Linked DNA regions of Homo sapiens: region 2 is linked to region 1. Evidence: read pairs that join two places in POLR2A ChIA-PET (ENCODE). Cell type or tissue: PC-9. All regions are shown on one strand. Each heading gives the region's core, and the rest is flanking DNA. Links, peaks and the distances in the headings are about the cores only.

Region 1 (12,467 bases), core at 1,709-9,708:
TTTGGGAGGCCGAGGCAGGCGAATCACCTGAGGTCAGGAGTTTGAGACCAGCCTGGCCAACATGGTGAAACCCCGTCTCGACTAAAATACAAAAATTAGCCAGGCATGATGGCATGTGCCTGTAGTCACAGCCACTCAGGAGGCAGAGGTGAAACAATCGCTTGAACCTGGAAGGTGGAGGTTGCAGTGAGCCGAGATTGCGCCATTGCACTCCAGCCTGGGCAACAGAGCAAGACTTCGTCTCAAAAAATAAAAAAATTAAAAAAAAAAAAACCCTCAGAGGTTCAGAGGCTTCTCACCTTCCATTTCATTGGGATTTCATTCAAGGCAGTGCAGTAGACCAGAAAGAGCTTGTACTTAAGAGTCGGTGGCTCACGCCTGTAATCCCAGCCTTTGGGAGGCTGAGGTCAGGAGATCGAGACCATCCTGGCTAACATGGTAAAACCCCGTCTCTACTAAAAATACAAAAAATTAGCCAGGCGTGGTGGCCGGTGCCTGTAGTCCCAGCTACTCGGGAGGCTGAGGCAGGAGAATGGCGTGAACCCGGGAGGCGGAGGTTGCAGTGAGTCGAGATCGTGCCACTGCACTCCAGCCTGGGCGACGAGCGAGACTCTGTCTCAAAAAAAAAAAAAAAGCGTCAGTCAAAACTAGCTTTAAATGCTAGTCCTGCCACTTGGGAAGAGGCAATCTCCAGCAAGTCCTTTAACTTCTCTACACCTCAGTTTCCCCAACTGCAGAAAAGCAACAATAACACTTTACAAAAAGGAAATAACAAAAGGGAGAAATAAACTTATTTGGGGACAGTAGTTTTAGGGGTTGAAAACTATGACATTCTCACAAGCAACTCTCAATACATGCTGCAAAGTAGGCACTCAATAAATTCAAACGTTTTCTTTCTTTTCTAGCCTTATTCCAAACCTCACATCATTTTATCCTGTGTCCCACCTCAAACCAAGGGCTCCCTTTCAAAGCCTGCACCATGGCACCTTGGCAGCACTCGCTCTGTGCATTCTGCCTGGAGTGCTGTTCTCCATCCCTAAATATCTGAATCCTACCCAGTCTTTGAGACAAGTTAAACAGCACCATTCCCACAAAGCCACCCTTCTGCCCAGCAAAAACAATACTCCTCTTTCTGAGCTTCCTAACCTTTGTCTTTGAGCTTCTTGCAACTCTTCACTTTGTGTTTGCAGTCATCACAGCTCTAAGGCCTATATCCCCCCAAAAGCAAATTTTCTAAGGGTGCAGTCTCCATTTATACCTTCTTTCAGAATCAGTGCCTTACAGGCCTGGTGCATCTCAAGCACTTGAAAAATATTTTTGAGTAAATAAATCAATAACAAATTATGTGCATTCAAAGAAAATTTTATATGAAATATCTATGCTCAATTAACAAATAAGAAATTTAGGCCAGGCGTGGTGGCTCACGCCTGTAATCCCAGCGCTTTGGGAGGCCAAGGCAGGCAGATCACGAAGTCAAGAGATCCAGACCATCCTGGCCAACATGGTGAAACCCCGTCTCTACTAAAAATACAAAAATTAGCTAGGTGTGGTGGTGCGCACCTGTAGTCCCAGCTACTTGGGAGGCTGAGGCAGGAGAATTATTTGAACCCAGGAAGCGGAGGTTGCAGTGAGCCGAGATTGTGCCACTTCACTCCAGCCTGGCGACAGAGCAAGACTCCGTCTCAAAAAAAAAAAAAAAAAAAATTAGATTAACTCTCCAGACTAAGCCAGAGATTCTCTGTCTTCTTCCATTGTACTATATATGTGTAAATAAAGTAATTTGCATGTGTTTCCCAGCAAGCTTAAGAAGATATCTAATATGGTTTGTTTCTGTGTCCCCACCAACTCTCATGTTGAATTGTAATCCCCAATGCTGGAGATGAGGCCTGGTGAGAGGTGATTGGGGATGGATACATGGGGACATTGGGGACGGATTCCTCATGAATGGTTTAGCTCCATCCCCTTGGTGCTTTCCTCAAAACAGTGAGTTCTCATCATTTAAAAGTGTGTGGCACCTCCCACATCTCTCTCTTGCACTTGTTCTAGTCATGTGACATGTCTGCTCCCCATCCACCTTGCACCATGATTGTAAGTTTCCTGAGGGCTCCCCAGAAGCCAAGTAGATGCCAGCATCATGCTTCCTGTACAGCATGCAGAACTGTGAGCCAATTAAACCTCTTTTCATTATAAATTACCCAGCCTCAGCTATTTCTTTATAGCAGCATGAGAATGGACCAACCCAGTATCCAATACCTGCTTTCAATATTCCAAACATTTTAAGGCCCTTCATTTTCTGTAAAAAGCAAATGAATTTAATTGTGCTACTTTCTAGCATTGACAGCTTTGGGGCTTTGTGTAACAGAAATCAAAGCAATTAGTTATTTCATTAATTTGATGGTGGAAAATTTATCAAAAATATCACCTGTCTTTGTGTACACTAGTGAATTGACTGAAGTTTTTTCTCTTTTAATTTGTTTAGGGTCATATAAATGACACATCAAACATAACTAAATAATCCAGCTTCCTGAAAATGCATCTCTATAAATCCTCTAAAATTTGTTTAGTTTTTAAAAAATCTTTAGCACTTTAAAAAAGCTAATTAGCCAGGCACAGTGGCTTAAACTTGTAATCCCAGCACTTTAGAAGGCCAAGGCAGGTGTGTCACTTGAGCTCAGGAATTCAAGACCAGTCTGGGCAACATGGCAAAACCCTATCTCTACAAAAAATTACAAAAATTAGTCGTGCATGGTGGCATGAGGCTGTAGCCCCAGCTACCTGGGAGGCTGAGGTGAGAGGATTGCTTGAGCCCAGGAGGCGGAGGTTGCAGTGAGCCAAGATCATGCCACTGCACTCCAGCCTGGGCAACAGAGCCAGACTTCATCTCAAAAACAAACAAACAAACAAACAAATAATCAAAAAGTGAACTCCTTACTAAGGACAATGCAAAGAATAAGCTAAGTTATGTGTAAGGTCAATGATGCCTCATGCTTGCACACTGCCTTAATATATTTTCTCTTTGCCATGCAAAGAGTCTGTGTCTTGGGAAACAGAAACTAAACCTAATGCATTGTTACTCTGGCTGCCACTTTGTTCAGGATTTAGAGACAGCCCATTGATAGACAATCACACAACTGTGAGGTTTTTCACAGATATATTATGATTTATGTATCCTGCATAAGGGAAGAATGTTACATTCTGATGATGAAGACACTACCTGCCTGAAATCTAACCCTGTCTTGTTCTCTAACCTGTAACAAAACCTTGCACCTGTCTTTTGAAATTCAGGGCACAATATTTTCTCCATTGTATAAGAATATTTTGAAAGCTGATTTTTTAAAATATAGAGCATTTTGAAAGAAAGTGATCTTTATACTGATAAACCTCTGAGACATTTAATGGCCAATATCAGTTTATCAATTCTGCTCTCCATGACGTTAAAATGCACCCTAACCTCTTCTTCATTGATATAAGCGTTTTCTACTAAACAAATTTGATGACAATGTAGCAGGTTACCCAACATGACAGACCACAGGATTAAACTACACACCTATCAGCAAAATTTTAAAACAAAAAAAATAAAAACTAGAAGCTGACTAAAATAACTAAATTGAAAATTCACTAGAGAAGTTCAAAAGCAGACCTGACCAGGCATAATAAAGAATCACCAAGCTTGAAGACAAATCACTTGAAATTGCTGAGTCTGAGAAACAGAAAGAAAAAAGAATGAAGAAAGGGAACAGAGCCAAAAGGACTTATGGGACACCATCAAGAGGACGAGTATGAAAGTTCAGAAGGAGAAAAGAGAGAGAGAAAAGCAGAAATCATTTGGAGAAGCGATGGCTAGAAACTTCCCAAATTTGAGAAAAGACATGTAGTTACAAAGAATCTCTGCAAATTCCAAGTAGGATAAACCCAAAAAGACCCACACTCAGATACATTATAATCAAACTTTAGATACTAAAGAGAAAGAGACAGTCTTGAAAGCAGCAAAAGAAAAGTGATTGATCACATATAAGAGGCCCTCAATAAAATTATTGGTGGATTTCTCAAGAGTAACCTTGCAAGCCAGAAGGTAGTGGTGCAATATATTTAAAGTGCCGGGGGGGGGAATCATCAACTAAAAATTCTATATTTGGCAAAGCTGTCCTCCAAAAGTGAGGGAAAAACCAAGACATGTTAAGATAAACAAAAAGCTGAGGTCATTCATTACCACTAGACCTGCCCTACAAGAAATGCCAAAGGGAATCCTTCAAATTGAAATGAAAGGATGCTAGACAGTAAATCAAAGCCATCTGAAAATATAAAATTCTCCGGTAAAAGTAAATACATGAAGTAAATACATATAAGAAACAGTATGATTTTAATTTTGGCTGTAATTTCACTTTTTATTTTCTATAGGATTTAGAAACAAATTCATAAAAATAATTGTAAATGATAATGGGTACATAATACATAAAGATGTAATTGATGACATTGATAAGATAAAGTTGATGAACTGAACTATAAGAGAATAGAGATTTTATATACAATTGAAGTTAAGTTGGTTTTAATTTAAAATACATTGTTATAACTTTAGAATGTTACAAGTAGTCTTCATGGTAACCACACATAAAATATCTATAGAATATACACAAAAGAGGCAGGGTATGATGGCTTATGCCTGTAATCCCAGCACTTTGGGAGGCTGAGACGGGTGGATTATGAGGTGAGGAGTTCAAGACCAGCCTAGCCAAGATGTTGAAACCCTGTCTCTACTAAAAATATAAAAATTAGCCGGGCATGGTGGCAGGTGCATGTAATCCCAGCTACTCAGGAGACTGAGGCAGGAGAATCGCTTGAATCCAGGCAGCAGAGGTTGCGAGCTGAGATCACACCACTGCACTCCAGCCTGTGCTACAGAGTGAGACTCCATTTCAAAAATAAATAAATAAATAAAATAAAAAAAAATTTAAAAACAATATACACAAAAGAAAATGAGAAGGGAATGAAAATGAGTCATTACAAAAAACACTAAGGAAGGCAGGAAATGAGGGGGAAAAAAGCTATTAGACATGCGGAAAACAATTACTAAAGTGGCAAATGTAAGTCCTTTCATGTGAGTAATTACTTTAAATGTAAATGGATTAAAATCCTCAATCAAAAGACATAAATTAACAGAATGGAGTAAATAAAAAAAAAAAAAACAGGACTCAACTATCAACTCCCTATAGGAGACTCACTTTAGATCTAAAGACATGTACAGGTTAAAAGTAAAAAGATGAAAAAGACATTCCATACAAATAGTAACCAAGAAAGATCAGGAGTGGCTATACTGGGATCAGAACAATATTGACTTTTAGTCAAACACTGTTACAAGAGACAATGAAGGACATCATATAATGATAAAGAGTGATTTCACCAAAATACATAACTATTATAAACATGTATGCACCAAACATCAGAACTCCAAAATATATGAATGAAATATTGGCAGCTTAAAGGAAGAAATAGATCTACAATAACAGTAGGAGACTTTGCTACCCTACTTTCAATAATAAATACACCAGTCAGATAGAAAATCAGTAAGGAAATACAAACATTTAAAGGCGCTGAAAATATTTTACCTCAAAATATGCCGTTTGTATTTTGAGAAGGCTATACACAGGGACTGCAAACACAAGAACAGCCTGCAAAGCTGTCTACTGAGGGGAAAGGTTACATCTGTAGAGGAAATAAAATGAAGTAAATAACAGATGCAAATAAGCTTTCTCTGAGACACTCCCCCCTTATCCAGATCTAGAAAAGATTAACTGAGAGTTTTAAACCTTTAAAGGTATTTGCTAACTGATAAGCAAATACCAAGGCTACCATTCATTCTTTCTGAGTGCTGATCCCTGTGACGTTTCATCTCCTTAATAAGATTACCTTTGCCCCATGCCTTTCGTCCTCTTTTCTCCCTCCCATAACCTGGCTTGGCACCATAACCTGTTTTGCCATCTTCCTCCAAGCCCCCATTCTTTCCGTAACCTCAAGAAGGTTTAAAAGCATCAACCATCTGGTCATTTCTTTGAGGTTTTCCTATTTTGTATGACTTCCATGCCCAAATGCACATTAATATATTTGTATGCTTTTTTCTGTTACTCTATTATCAGTTTGTTTTAAAGGCTCAAGTTAACCCTTCATAGGAAAATTTTAAACTTCCCTTAACTTGAATAACACTATGCACCAACTAGACCTAAAATATACAGAGCACTCCACCCCACACAGCAAAATACACATTTTTCTCAGGTGCACATGGGGAATTCTTCAGGATACACCATGGGCTAGAGCATAAATATGTCTTAATAAATTATAAAAGATTGAAATCAAACAAACTATCTTTTCCAATACAATACGATGACACTACAAATCAACAGCAGAAGGAAAACTGAAAAATTCACAAATCTGTGGAAATTAAACAACATACTCTTAAACAAGCAATGAGTCAAAGAATAAATCACAAGTGAAATTAGAAAATATCTTGAAATAAATAAAAATGAAAACACAACATATCAAAATTGATGAGCTAGGGCAAAAGCAATAATAAGAGGGAAGTTATAGCTATAAATGCTTACACTAAAAAAGAAGATCTCAAATCAACAATCTCATTAAACCCAAAGCCTACATTACCAAGTAAATAATAAAGATTAGAGCAGAGATAAATAAAATAGGGGACAGAAAAACAATAGAGATAATCAACAAAACCAAGAGTTTGTTCTTTGAAAAGATCAACAAAATTGACAAAGATTTAGCTATATTGGCTAAAAGTAAGAGAGAAGTATCAAATAACTAAAATAAGAAACAGAAAAGGAGACATTAATTCAATTTTACAGAAATAAAAAGAATTATAAGTGTACTATAAATAATTGTATACCAACAAACTGGAAAACCTAGATGAAGTGGAAAAATTTCTAGAAACACAGTCCCTCTCCCCGACTACAAATCTCATTGCACTGGTCCCGATACTTATTGTGATGGTCCTGAATGAAGTGTTTTTTACCAGGCTTTAGCAAGTATCATTAAATATTTTTTTATTTAACAAGGCAAAAAACATATACACTAAAAATATAAAACGTTGATGAAAAATAAAAGAAAGTATAAATAAGTGAAAAGACAACCTATATTATGGAAGTCATATTTTAAGATGTCTATACTATTCAAAGCAACTTATAAATTTAATACAATCTCTGTCAAAATCCCAATGATGTTTTATGCAAAAACAGAAATTTGCGTTTTAAAATTCATATGGAATCTCAAGAAAGCTTGAATGACAGTCAAAGCAGTCTTTAAAAGGAAGAACAAAATTGGAAGTCTCACACTTCCTGATTTCAAAGCCTACTACAAAGTTACAAAAATCCTAACAGTGTGGTACTGGAGTAAAGACAGATATATAGACCAATAGAACAGAACAAAGAGCCCAGAAAAATAACTCCCACATACATGGTTTAGTTATGTTTAACAAGGGTGCCAAGTCCATTTAATGGGGAAAAGACAATCTTTTCAACAAATAGTGCCAGGAAAACAGATATCCAGATGTAAAGAATGAAATTGGATGTTTACTTTATACTATCTCCAAAAATTAACTCAAAATAAATTAAATACCTAAACATGACAGCTAAAATAATCAATATTTACAGAGCATTCTGCAAAGAAAAGACAAAAGTTTTAGAGAATGTGACTATAAAGAAGTCATATGTGGGAGTTTGAGGGTTTATAAAGCAGTTTTCATATGATTGTGGTGATGGTTATATGAATGTATACATGTGTTAAAATATATAGAACTATATACACCAAAAAACAAGTCAATAAAATTTTTTTTCAGTAACATAGATCCCCATGTTTCATCTATGTCCATCTTATCCATTTTCTCCTAGTCATAGAATCCATATCTAAGCCCTCTCCATTGGCCACTGGAGTGATACTTGCACTTTTCCAGGATAAGAGAATAGCTAATAACCAACTTCACATGTTAGGCAAACACTCAACAACATCTTTAAGCAACTGAAGAAAGTTAATGTGCATTACATGTGTGAAAAGGCATTCCACTTTTGGTCTCTCCTAGCTCTATCATTGATCTCCCCTTAGCTTCAGGAGAAGTATGAAGCCAGTAAATATTAACCACCAAACATAGGCCAGAAGCTCCATGTACCAGACTATGTCTCTTGTCAGCTCCTTCTGAGAAATAATCAGACCTACATTTAATATACTTGTAACAATAGCAAAGTGCCTCCGGGATATGATGTGAAAAGTATAAGTCAGAAATCATTTTTGCTTTATTTATTATGCTGTCATTTACTATCATGTGGTAAAGGCCAAAGAATCTAATTCCCTTTGCTACTGCGATTATAGCAGCTTGCCTTTTTTATGCAGATTTCATGTTTAAACAATGCTTACCTGGGCTCTCCTTGTAACCCAATGTTGCTGATCTGGTCTTCCCACTGTCAATACAATCTGAGTTCTCACATGGGGAAAAGTGAATTCAACCCAAGTCACCTTGCTTTTACCTTGTCATCTTTTTTGGGTGTCTTCCTAAGATAAAATTGGAATATAGAATATATCTTATATGAATATGTTTGCCTCTATGTCTTTCACTATATGTATTTTAAACATACTTATGTTATTTAGATGTTGACAATGCGATACCAGGCCATACAGACTCAAGAGAAAAAAATCAATAATAGTGATCCTGTATTTAAAATGCTCATATTCTCTTCATCATAATTTTTTGCATAAATTTTAATTTTTTAAAATATTGTCCTGAAATATTCTCTTAATTACCGAGGTTTTTGGCAGCTCCTTAAATTTTGCAGCTGAGGCAAGTGCCTTACTCCTCTCACCCTAGCCCTGGATGACAGTACCAAAAATTTAAATGAAAAGTAATGGAATTTCCTTAAGAAACAATTCAGAAGACTGAGAAATATGCCTTATTGATTTGGCCATTCAGAATTGGGTTTTACCAACTGTATTAGGTTCCTAGGGTCACTGTAAGAAAATACCACAAATTGGGTGGCTTAAAACAACAAAGCTTATTGTTTCACAGCTCTGGAAGGGTCTGAGATCAAGGTGTCAGCAAGGCCATGCTGTCTCTGAGGGCTCTAGGGAAGACTTCTTGTCTCTTTCCAGCTTGTATTGGTGGCTGTCAATCTCTGGAGCTCCCTGACTTGCAGTTGTATCCTTCCACTCTCTGCCTCTTCTGCCTCTGTCACATCATCTTGTTTTTTGTTTTTGTTTTTGGTTTTTTTCTGGAGACAGAGTCTCACTCTATCCCCCAGGCTGGAGTGACGTGACACGATCTTGGCTAACTGCAACTTCCACCTCCTGGGTTCAAGTGATTCTCCTGTCTTGGTCCCCCGAGTAGCCAGGACTACAGGTGCACACCACCACACCCGGCTAATTTTTGTATTTTTAGTAGAGACAGGGTTTCACCATATTGGCCAGGCTAGTCTCGAACTCCTGACCTCAGGTGATCCACCCACCTCGGCCTCCCAACGTGCTGGGATAACAGGCGTGAGCCACCGCGCCCGGCCACATCATCTTCTAAAGACACCAGGCACACTGGATAGAGATTCTACTCTACTTCAGTAGGAACTCTTCCTATTAGGTTAATAACAGTTTTTGCCATTATTTTTAATGGCAAAAACCTCAATTATATTTGCACAAACCTAATAATTAAATCTGTAGCAACCTATTTCCCAATAAGTTTACATCCTGAGGTACTAGGAGTTAGGACTTAAACATATACTCATAGAGGACACCATACAACCCATAACACCAACCAAAACAGTTGATGATTTGATGATTCAAGTTGCTTGTGTGAGATTTGTGTGGGGCGTGACTTTACATTGGTAACAAATAAACTAGCTGCACTCTGCCTTTTCAAATGACCAGTGTCCTCCCTTTAACCTCCCTCCTATCCGCTTGATTCTCCTTCTCCTCTGTGCCTGCTTGCTGCCTGCTACCTACCTGCCTATCCTCTTCCACTCTGTTCTTACCCACAGCACAGCTACTAATCTCCTGTCTCTTCCCAGTTCCATGTTGCTTGCCACCCACATCCAATTGTCCCCCATGGGTAAAGATCTGGAGGCTAAATATCCATTGATCTTCAACCAGCTCCTTCCAGTCCTCATTCAATTAATCTGAGACTCCTACTCAACTCATCTGCCTACGCCTTGCTAAAGCCTGGTCCTGGACCTCATGTGAGGTGATTCCCATACACCATAGTCATTTCCTAATGGCTATTTCCCTCATTGCATGAGAAAAGTCTCCAAAGCCCCTACTCTGAGCTACTATCAGACTCAGGATTCCATCGTGTAGAGGGGGACCAGAGCAGAGAGACGGTGGACACAGAAAAGGCAGCATTTGTCTCTCACCTCCACACACTGGCATTCTATTCTTTTTGGGCAGCCACCACCTTAGAGCAGTAAACCATTTGTTTAATCACTTTGCTTTTCTCTGACTGCTAGTAATGAAATGCTGCACTCCCTGAAATAATTTCCTGACTATTTGCTAAGATTCATCTCTGACATTTCATTAAATATGATCATTTAACTGTACAAGTACAAATGCATTTTTAATTTAGCTTACTGCAGATATTACAGATGTGGGGAAATGAATTCCTATTGCTCTAGGACAAATATATCATTCACATATGCATGCCACAAAAGAACAAATTATTAAAAATTACTGAAACTTCCATGAAGATTTATATTTAACTTTTCCATTTTCAATCTCTATGTCATTTTGAAAACACATAGCATGTCACTTTGTCAGTCATGATTCTATGTAGAATGTGTGGGTGGGTCCACAAGGATCTTGATCAATAGCCTCCAACTCTGTCGTTGACACACGGTGTGGAACTAAAACAGATGGAAATTGAGTTTCAAATGTGAAGTTAGGAGGTTAGCAGTCTTATCACTATGCAGTAGGCTATTTGCCTTCTCTACAAAAGAAGACAGCAATAGGAAGTGTATCTTCTATCCCATGTACTATAAATCCAACTGTAATTTATGCTAAAGTTTCATTTTATAGAAAAGTACACAAAGTGTAAGTTAACGTTCTTGAATGTCTTCTTGGTACATAATTGCCATTGGATTCAAAACTGACTGATGAAAAGACAAGGTTGGCTTCCAGCCTTGAGCTATGAAACCTAGAACTTACAAGTCATAAGCTGACAATTACAGACGGTCCCTGATTTATGGTGGTTTGACTCAGGATTTTTCGACTTTACCGTGGTGCAAAAGCAGTAAGATTTTTCAGCAGAAACCATACTTCAAATTTTAAATTTTGGTCTTTTCCCTGGCTAGTGACATGCAATACGATACTCCCTCATACTGATGTTCTGAATATATTTAAGGTAGGATAGCCTGAGCTACAACGTTCAATAGGTTAGGTGTATTAACTGCATTTTCTACTTTCAATATTTTCAACTTAAAATGGGTTTGCCAAGACATAACCTCATCATAAATCAAAGAGAATCTGTATTAGCACATAGCATGTCAAGTATTACCACAAAATGTACTTTTATTGCTGTGGAAAGAAATAATTTTATTTTTGAAAAATCTTTAAGGCATGTTTTAGGCAGAGGACCAAAACAAAATAATAGGAGCAATCATCTGAAGTAATTACCTGGAATAAAATTCATTCCAAATGTGGAAATAAGCAACTCATCATTTCTAGATATCAAAAAGTTAAAAGAACTCAAATATCCTTCAAACATAAGACACTAATCAAATAAAAATAAAGAATAAACAGCAGTAAGAAGTAAGTTTTCCTCTCATCCTACTCTTTTGTGTGTTTTAGGTCCACATTTTGACTAGGAATTCAAAGTAAAAGATTTTATCCGCATACCCAGATTACTCATGTACAGGCAAGTTCTCTGTGTAGTTTCCAAGTCATTTATTAATTTCAAGGTTTGAAACTTGGAAGGGATCTTTGAGATCACATGGATTATTTTACAAATAAGAAAAATGGTCTGGGCGTGGTGGCTGATGCCTTTAATCCCAACACTTTGGGAGGCCAAGACAGGTGGATCACTTGAGCCCAGGAGTTTGAGACCAGCCTGGGCAACATGGTGAAACTCTGTCTCTACACAAAAAGGAAAAAAAAAAATGGTAGTTTGTTCCTGTGATACTAGCTACTCCAGAGGCTGAGGTGGGAGGATTGCTTGAGCCCAAAATGCGGAGGCTGCAGTGAACCAAGATCACACCACTGCACTCTATCACAAAGTGAACCCTGTCTCAAAAAAAGAAAAGAAAAACTGAAGCTCAAATAATTTGCATGAGCACACAACACATCAGAAGCCAAACCCAAACCAAAAGCCAGGCTACCTGATTCCTGGTCAGCAAGTGATCCTCAAGGAATTCCTACAGGCCATAAAGGCAGGGGGTATAAGCACCACTTTGCATATGAGGATATCATACTCTACAACCAAAGGGCCAGCAAGCAGCTGA
Region 2 (8,000 bases), core at 1-8,000, 120 kb after region 1:
TTCCAAGAGTCGTCCCCCAGTGGAGTCACACAGGATGCACTGAATTCCCCTTGTGACAAGTTGTGACAACACATGTAAAGTGTAATCTTACAGGGAAGCTTGCCTGAGCCTAGGAGTCCAGGGGTTTTATTGGGGGCTGGTCAAGGAGGCATCCTCTGCCTAGCACATACAGCATTTTCAGACTTCCAGAAGGAAAGAGGTATTCAACATTAATCACATTGTTTGTGTAAACCAGGGGTGTCCAGTCTTTTTGCTTCCCTGATCTACAATGGAAGAAGAAGAATTGTGTTGGGCCACACATAAAATAGACTAACAGTAACAATAGCTGATGAGCTAAAAAAGAAAAAAAATCACAAAAAAATCTCATAATGTTTTAAGGAAGTTTTATAATTTGTGTTGGGCTGCATTCAAAGCCGTCTTGGGCTGCTTGCAGCCCGTCTGCCGTGGGTTGGACAAGCTTGGTGTAAACCATTTAGGCACAGTGAACCACTTTTATAATTTATGGAAGGGTTTTATACCAACGGAGGAAACTGTTTACTAGTCAAGTTTCCAGCCCCCAGCCAGGGCCAACCTTATGAGGAGGCCTTTCTAATGATAATAGCCTCAGGCCTTCAGTGTTCTTTTCTATATAGGGAAGTATCTACATATTACTTTTACTACCCATTTTTATTTTGAGAAAAGAAAGGGAATCAGATAAAAAATATAGCACATAATAACAGAAGCTATATGATAGTTAGAATGACAAAATGAAATTTAAGATCAGATCGGAGTGTTTAATTTCCTTCTAATAAAATATGTGGCAATCTGGACCATTTTTCTGGTTCTTTTAGTATTTCTCTTGCCAATTTTTTAACATTGCTATAAAAATATTGCTCATATTGCAACTTTTGGAGCATTTCATAATTTTAAAAATGCCTCTGGGTTATGAGGCATTTATTGCCAAATAATTAGAAGAAAGCTGCATAAATTTTCAGTAATAAGTCATAACCTAACAACCAAAACCTGGGTGGATATCTTAGAAAGTAATTACTAAGATTTAGGCCGGGCGCGGTGGCTCACGCCTGTAATCCCAGCACTTTGGGAGGCCGAGGCGGGTGGATCACGAGGTCAGGAGATAGAGACCATCCTGGCTAACACGGTGAAACCCCGTCTCTATTAAATATATACAAAATTAGCCGGGGGTAGTGGCGGGCGCCTGTATTCCCAGCTACTCGGCAGGCTGAGGCAGGAGAATGACGGGAACCCAGCGGGCGGAGCTTGCAGTGAGCAGAGAGAGCGCCACCGCACTCCAGTCTGGGCGACAGGGCGAGACTGCATCTCAAAAAAAAAGAAAGAAAGAAAGAAAGTAATTACTAAGATTTAAGACACAATATGGCCGGGCGCAGTGGCTCACGATTATAATCCCAGCACTTTGGGAGGCCGAGGTGGGCGGATCACAAGGTCAGGAGATCGAGACCATCCTAGCTAACACAGTGAAACCCCATCTCTACTAAAAACACAAAAAATTAGCTGGATGTGATGGCGGGAGCCTGTAGTCCCAGCTACTTGGGAGGCTGAGGCAGGAGACTCACTTGAACCCAGGAGGCGGAGGTTGCAGTGAGCTGAGATCACACCACCGCACTCCAGTCTGGGCGACAGAGCGAGACTCCATTTCAAAAAAAAAAAAAAAAAAGGAAAAGACACCATATTTATTAGTCATCTACTTTCTTTTAATAGGAAAAACGTGGTCTTCGAGAAATGCGAGTTCTTGAAAATTTGAAGAACATGATCCATGAAACAAATGAACATACTCTTCCCAAATGTAGAGACACAATGCGGGACAGCCTCAGCCAGGTTCTCCAGAGATGTGAGTCAGCAATTCTTTTTTAATTGCTTTTCATTTCAAATGAATGCTACACCAAAATGTATTTTCTTGGGTATTATGGGGGGAGGTGGAGAGGGAGAGGGAAGCTCAGTTACAGAGAAAGTGGTTTTCTAGTGATTAATGTGTGTTGCCATTAATTAATCTCCAAACAGCATTAATCTCCAAAGTGAGATGTGTGCATCTGTGGTACACGAGACAATCTGTTTAGTATGTGAGAAAGTCAAAACAGTTTTCACCTATTTTTACAAATTTTTTTTTTTTTTTGGAGGCACAGTCTCACTCTGTGTCCCAGGCTGGAGTGCAGTGGTGCAATCTCAGCTCACTACAACCTCGGCCTCCCAGATTCAAGTGGTTCTTGTGCCTCAGCCTCCTGAGTAGCTGAGACTACAGGTGCGTCTCACCATGCCTGGCTAATTTTTGTATTTTTAGTAGAGATGGGGTTTCACCATGTTGGCCAAGGTGGTCTTGATCTCTTGACTCGTGATCCACCTGCCTCGGCCTCCCAAGTGCTGGGATTACAGGCGTGAGCCACTGTGCCCAGCCAGGAATCTCGGTTCTTGACTACAATCTGTGTTCCTATTTTTGGCTGCTACTTTTCAAAGTTTATAGTATGCAATTATAATTCTTTACTGTTTAGTAAATGGTGAAGTTTTTTTACTTTTAAAAAACTATTTATTTTGAGAGGCATTTAAAGGACTAAGTTTGTGTGATTTTACTTCATTCTGCCATCTTTACCTAGAAATCTTTAAGAACAGACTGTAATTAAAAATACAAACGAATTTATATAGCACTTTACTAGTTAGAATTTTCACCTGTATTTTTTCATTTTTTTAATCATAACCCAGTAAGATAAATGTTTATCATCTTCCCCACCTTACAGTTGAGAAAACCGAAATTTATAATGGTTGAACACTCTAGATTCTCCAATAATAATTGGAGGAACTACCATCCAAGCCTAGCTCTTCTGCCTCCAGAGCTCAAGTTCCACTTCAGGATGTTACTTCTGTATATCTTTGAAAAGGTAGTAAGAAAAGTCTGCCTTTATTCCTGGATTATCACTTTTTCTTGGATTGCCTCCTACAACACAGGCTCCTCCTTCTCAGTCTACTTTGTTAGTTCCCACTTAACTTCACGACTTTTCACCATGTGGTGCTCGGAGGCTTGGTTCCGCAACTGCTTTCTTGTTTAAACTCGCTTGGTGAGCTTATACAGAATCACGCCTTTCAATATCATCTGTATACCAATTAATAATTAAATTCCATATTTGTGGTTTTAGCCTGGTCCCATACCCCTGTCTTCCCAACTAAAATTTGAGTCCTGTAAGCTCAGGACTTTTGTTGTTGTTGTTCACTGTGGTATCTCAGGCACCTAGAACAGTGCCTGCTACTTTATAGCCACTCACTAGTAATTTGTTCATTGAAATGAATGAGTGAGCATTCGGCCAAAATCTGTTCCTAATGCCAAGCTGAAATTATTTTCTTTTTTTTTTTAAAGCTAATACTACATTGACTTAGCTTTTTAAAAATAACTTTACTTTTGTATTATTGTATAATGTACGTATTTTGGGGGTACTTATGGTAATTTAATGCTTTCATATAATTTGGAAAGACCAAATTAGTGTAATTCACATATTCATCACCTTAAATATTTGTCCTTTCTTTTTGTTAAAAACATTCAAATTATTCTCTTCTAGCTATTTTGAATTATATAATAGGTTATTGTAAGCTATAGTCACCCTACTGATATATCAAATACTAGGTCTTATTTCTTCCATCAGACCATATATTTATATCCATTAATCAACCTTTCCTCATGCCCTCCTCCTCACTATACTTCCTGGCCTCTGGTAACTACCAGTCTACTCTCTATATTCATGAGATCCATTTCTTTAGCTCTCACATACGAGTGAGAGCATGCAATATTTGTCTTTCTGTGCTTGGCTTATTTCACTTAACATAATAACATCTAGTTCTGTCCATGTGGCTGCAGATGATGGGATTTCATTCATTTTTATGGCTGAATAATATTCCATTGTGTATATATACCACATTTCCTTACCCATTCATGGGAATTTAGGTTGGTTCCATATTTTGGCTAGTGCTTCAATAAACACGTAAGTGCAGATGTCTCTCTCCTTTTCTTTTAGATATATACCCAGTATTGTGGAATTGCTGGATCATATGGTAGTTCTATTTTTAGTTTTTTGAGGAACCTCCAAACTGTTCTCCATAGTGGTTGTACTAATTTATATTCTGACCAATAGTATACGAGAGTTCCCTTTTCTCCACATCCTCGCCAGTATCCATTATTCTTCATCTTTTTAATAAAAGCCATTTTGGCTGGGTGTGGTGGCCCACGCCTGTAATCCCAGCACTTTGGGAGGCCGAGGCGGGTGGATCATGAGGTCAGGAGATCAAGACCATCCTGGCTAACACAGTGAAACCCTGTCTCTACTAAAAATACAAAGAAGTAGCCAGGCATGGTGGCGGGTGCCTGTAGTCCCAGCTACTCAGGAGGCTGAGGCAGGAGAATGGCGTGAACCCGGGAGACAGAGCTTGCAGTGAGCCAAGATAGCGCCACGGCACTCCAGCCTGGGCAACAGAGTGAGACTCCGTCAATAATTAATTAATTAATTAATTAAAAGCCATTTTAACTAGAGATGCTATTTCATTGTGGTCTGATTTGCATTTCTCTGATAATTAGTGATCTTGGGCACTTTTTTCATATTCCTGTTGGCCATTTTATGTCTTTTGAGAAATGTCTCTTTTGAAATAGATCTTTGCCTATTTTTAAAATTGGATTCTTTGGGATTTTTGCTATATTGTTGTTTGAGCTCCTTATATATTCTGGTTATTAATCTGTTGTCAGATGAATAGTTTGCTAATGCTTTCTCCTCCTGTGGGTTGTCTCTTCAACTTGCTGATTATTTTCTTTGCGTCACGGAAGCGTTTTAGCTTGATGTAACCCCATTTGTCTGTTTTTGCTTTGGTTGCCTTACTTTTGAGGTCTTACAGAAAAAAGTCTTTGCCCAGACCAATGTCCTGGAGTGTTTCCCCCTAGGCTTTCTTCTAGTAATTTCACAGTTTCAGGTCTTAGATTTAAGTCTTTAATCCATTTTTATTTGATTTTTGTGGATGGTGAGAGACAGAGGTTTAGTTTCATTCTTCTTCATATGGATATCCAGTTTTCCCAGTCATACTGATATCCAGTTTTCCCAGCACTGGTTATCGAAGAGCCTGTCCTTTCCCCATTGTATGTTCTTGGTGCCTTTGTTGAAAATGAGCTGGCTATAAATGTGTGAGTTTATATCTGGGTTATTGATTCTGTGCCATGCATGGCCTGTGTGTTTTTATGCTGGTATCATGCTGATTTGGTTACTATAGCTTTGTATTAATAATATGCTTTGTAATCAGGTAGTGTGATGCCTCCAGCTTTGTTCTTTTTGCTCAAAATTGCTTTGGCTATTCAGGGTCTTTCGTGATTCTGTATAAATTTTAGGATTTATTTTTCCTGTTTCTATGAAAAATGTCGTTGGTATTTTGATAGGGATTGCATTGAGCCTGTAAATTGCTTTGGGTATTATTGTCACTTTAATGGCATTCTTCCAGTTACAGAGCATGGATATCTTTCCATTTTTGTGTGCCCTCTTCAATTTTTTTCATCAAAGTTTTATAGTTTTCCTTGTATAGATCTTTTACTTCTTTGGTTCAGTTGATTGCTAGGTATTTTATGTTCTTTGTAGCTATTGTAAATAGGGTTGCTTTCTTGGTTTCTTTTTCAGATTGCTTGCTGTTGGCATATATAAATGCTATGGATTTTGTATGTTGATTTTGTATCCTGCAACTTTACTGAATACATTTATTAGTTCCAAGAGCTTTTTGGTGAGTCAATAGGTTTTTCTAAATATAAGATCATGTGATCTGCAAACAAAGCTAATTTGACTTAATACCTTTCCAATTCGTGTGCCCTTATTTCTTGCCTAATTGCCCTGGCAGTACTTTCAGTATTATGTTGAATAAAAGTGGTGAATGTGAGCATCCTTTTCTTGTTCTGGATCTTATAGGAAAGGCTCTCAATTTTTCCTCATTCAGTATGATGTTAGCTGTGGGTTTGCCCACAGCTATTTTGAGCTATGTTCTTTTTATACCCAGTTTGTTGAGAGTTTTTATCATAAAGGAAAGTTGGATTTTATCAAATGCTTTTTTAGCATCTGTTGAGGTTACCATATGGGTTATTTATAGATTTGCATATGTTGAACCATCCTGCCATTCCTGGGATAAATCCTGCTTGATCATGGTGAATGATCTTTTTAACATGTTGTTGAATTTGGTTTGCTACTATTTTGTTGAGGATTTTTGCCTTTACATTCATTAGTGATATTGCCTGTAGTTTTCTCTTTTTTAATTCTTTTGTCTTTGTCTGATTTTGATATTGAGGTAATGCTGGCCTTGTAGAATGAGTTGGGGATATTCTCTCCTCTTCAGGTTTTTTGAAGAACTTGAGTAGAATTGGTGTTAATTCTTCTTTAAATGTTTGCTGGAATTCAGCAAAGAAGCCATTAAGTCCTGGGCTTTTCTTCGATAGGAGACTTTATCATGGCTTCAACCTTGTTATTCATTATTAGTTTGTTGAGGCTTTCTGTTCCCTCATGGTTTGTACTTGGTAGCTTGTATGTATTTAGGAATTTATTTCTTCTAGGTTTTCCAATTTGTTGGCGTATAGTTGTTGATAATAGTTTAATGACTCTGATGTTTTTAGCCTCAATTTTATTTATTTCTGCTCTGGTCTCTATTATTTCTTTCCTTCTCCTAATTTTTTGTTCCTTGTTAGGTTGTTTATTTGAAGTCTTTCTATTTTTCTGATACAGGCTTTTGCTGCTATAAATTTCCCTGTTGGTACTGTTTTTGCTGTATCCCATAGATTTGGGTATGTTGTATTTTCATTTTATTTGTTTCAAGAAATTTTTAAATTTCCTTCTTAATTTCTTCCCTGACTCATTGGTTGTTCAGGAGCATGTTGTGTGTGTGTATTTTCCAAGTTTCCTCTTGTTACTGATTTTTAATTTTATTCCATTATGGTCAGAAAATATACCTGATAATGATCTCTATCTTTTCTGAATTTGTTAAGACTTGTTTTGTGGCCTAAGATATGATCTGTTCCAGAGAATGTTCTGTGTGCTGATGAAAAGAACGTGTAACCTGCTGCAGTTGGATGAAGGTTCTGTAAGTGTCATTAAGGCCTGGTCGAGTTTGTAGTTGAACTCTCCAATGTTTCTCTGTTGATTTTCTGTCTGGATGATCTGTCCATTACTAAGAATGGGATGTTGAAGTCTCCTGCGGCTATTGCATTCTATCTCTCCCTTTAGATCTATTAATGTTTCCTGTATGTACTTGGGAGTTCCAGTGTTAAGTACATAGATATTTATAATTGTTACAACCCTCTTGCTGAATTGACCCCTGTATGATTATATAGTGACCTTCTTTGTCTCTTTTTGCAGTCTTTGATTTGTAGTCTGTTTTATTTGATGTAAGTATAGTTACTCCTGCTCTTTTTGGTCTCCAGTTGCATGGAATATCTTTTTCTGGTTGCGTGGAAATGTAAGACCCAACTAACATTTACTGAACATTTCACCCAACTGCTGCAGAATACACGTTCTTTTCATTAGCACATAGAACTTGCATGTCTTTATAGGTGAAGTGCCTTTCTCGTAGGCAGTATAGAGGTGGGTCTTATTTATTCAGCCACTCTATGCCTTTTTTTTAAAAAAAAAAAAAAGATTTTTATTCCTTTTTGAAAATTTTAATAGGCTTTTGGGGAACAGTGGTGTCTGGGTATATGGATAAGTTCTTAAGTGGTGATTTCTGAGATTTTGGTGTACACTGTACCCAATGTGTAGTCTTTTATCCTTTACCTCCCTCCTATCCTTCCCCCTGAGTCCCCAAAGTTCACTGTATTATTATTATGCTTTTGTGTCCTCATAGCTTAGCTCCCACTTATAAGCGAGAACATAACGACGTTTGGTTTTCTATTCCTGAGTTACTTTACTTAGAATAATGGTCTGTAATTCCATCCAGGTTGCTGTGAATGTCATTATTTCATTCCTTTTTATGGCTGAATAGTATTCCATGGTGTGTGT

Evidence for each region. Peaks named below come from ENCODE experiments on the same cell type or tissue, not always from the same donor. Only the 100,000 strongest peaks of a DNase experiment are listed, where the experiment ranks them.
Region 2: POLR2A ChIA-PET joins it to region 1 with 5 read pairs; 2 of 35 experiments call an interaction of 5 or more read pairs at or near these places.

Annotation. Positions count from the first base shown.
Region 1 is chr6:8,151,397-8,163,863 of GRCh38, reverse strand. It overlaps LOC105374910 (a long non-coding RNA gene), which reads right to left and starts at 5,683. Exons shown (of 4, transcript XR_001743950.2): 1 at 5,604-5,683. In PC-9, for the core only: no CTCF peak of the experiment used is centred there; a DNase peak (open chromatin) is centred at 5,793; H3K27ac peaks cover 978 bases.
Region 2 is chr6:8,034,985-8,042,984 of GRCh38, reverse strand. It overlaps BLOC1S5 (biogenesis of lysosomal organelles complex 1 subunit 5), which reads left to right. Exons shown (of 5, transcript NM_201280.3): 3 at 1,717-1,846. BLOC1S5-TXNDC5 (BLOC1S5-TXNDC5 readthrough (NMD candidate)) reads left to right here. Exons shown (of 13, transcript NR_037616.1): 3 at 1,717-1,846. It overlaps EEF1E1-BLOC1S5 (EEF1E1-BLOC1S5 readthrough (NMD candidate)), which reads left to right. Exons shown (of 7, transcript NR_037618.1): 5 at 1,717-1,846. Among named protein-coding and RNA genes, the nearest start is that of BLOC1S5, 25 kb to the left of the region's middle. In PC-9, for the core only: no CTCF peak of the experiment used is centred there; no DNase peak of the experiment used is centred there.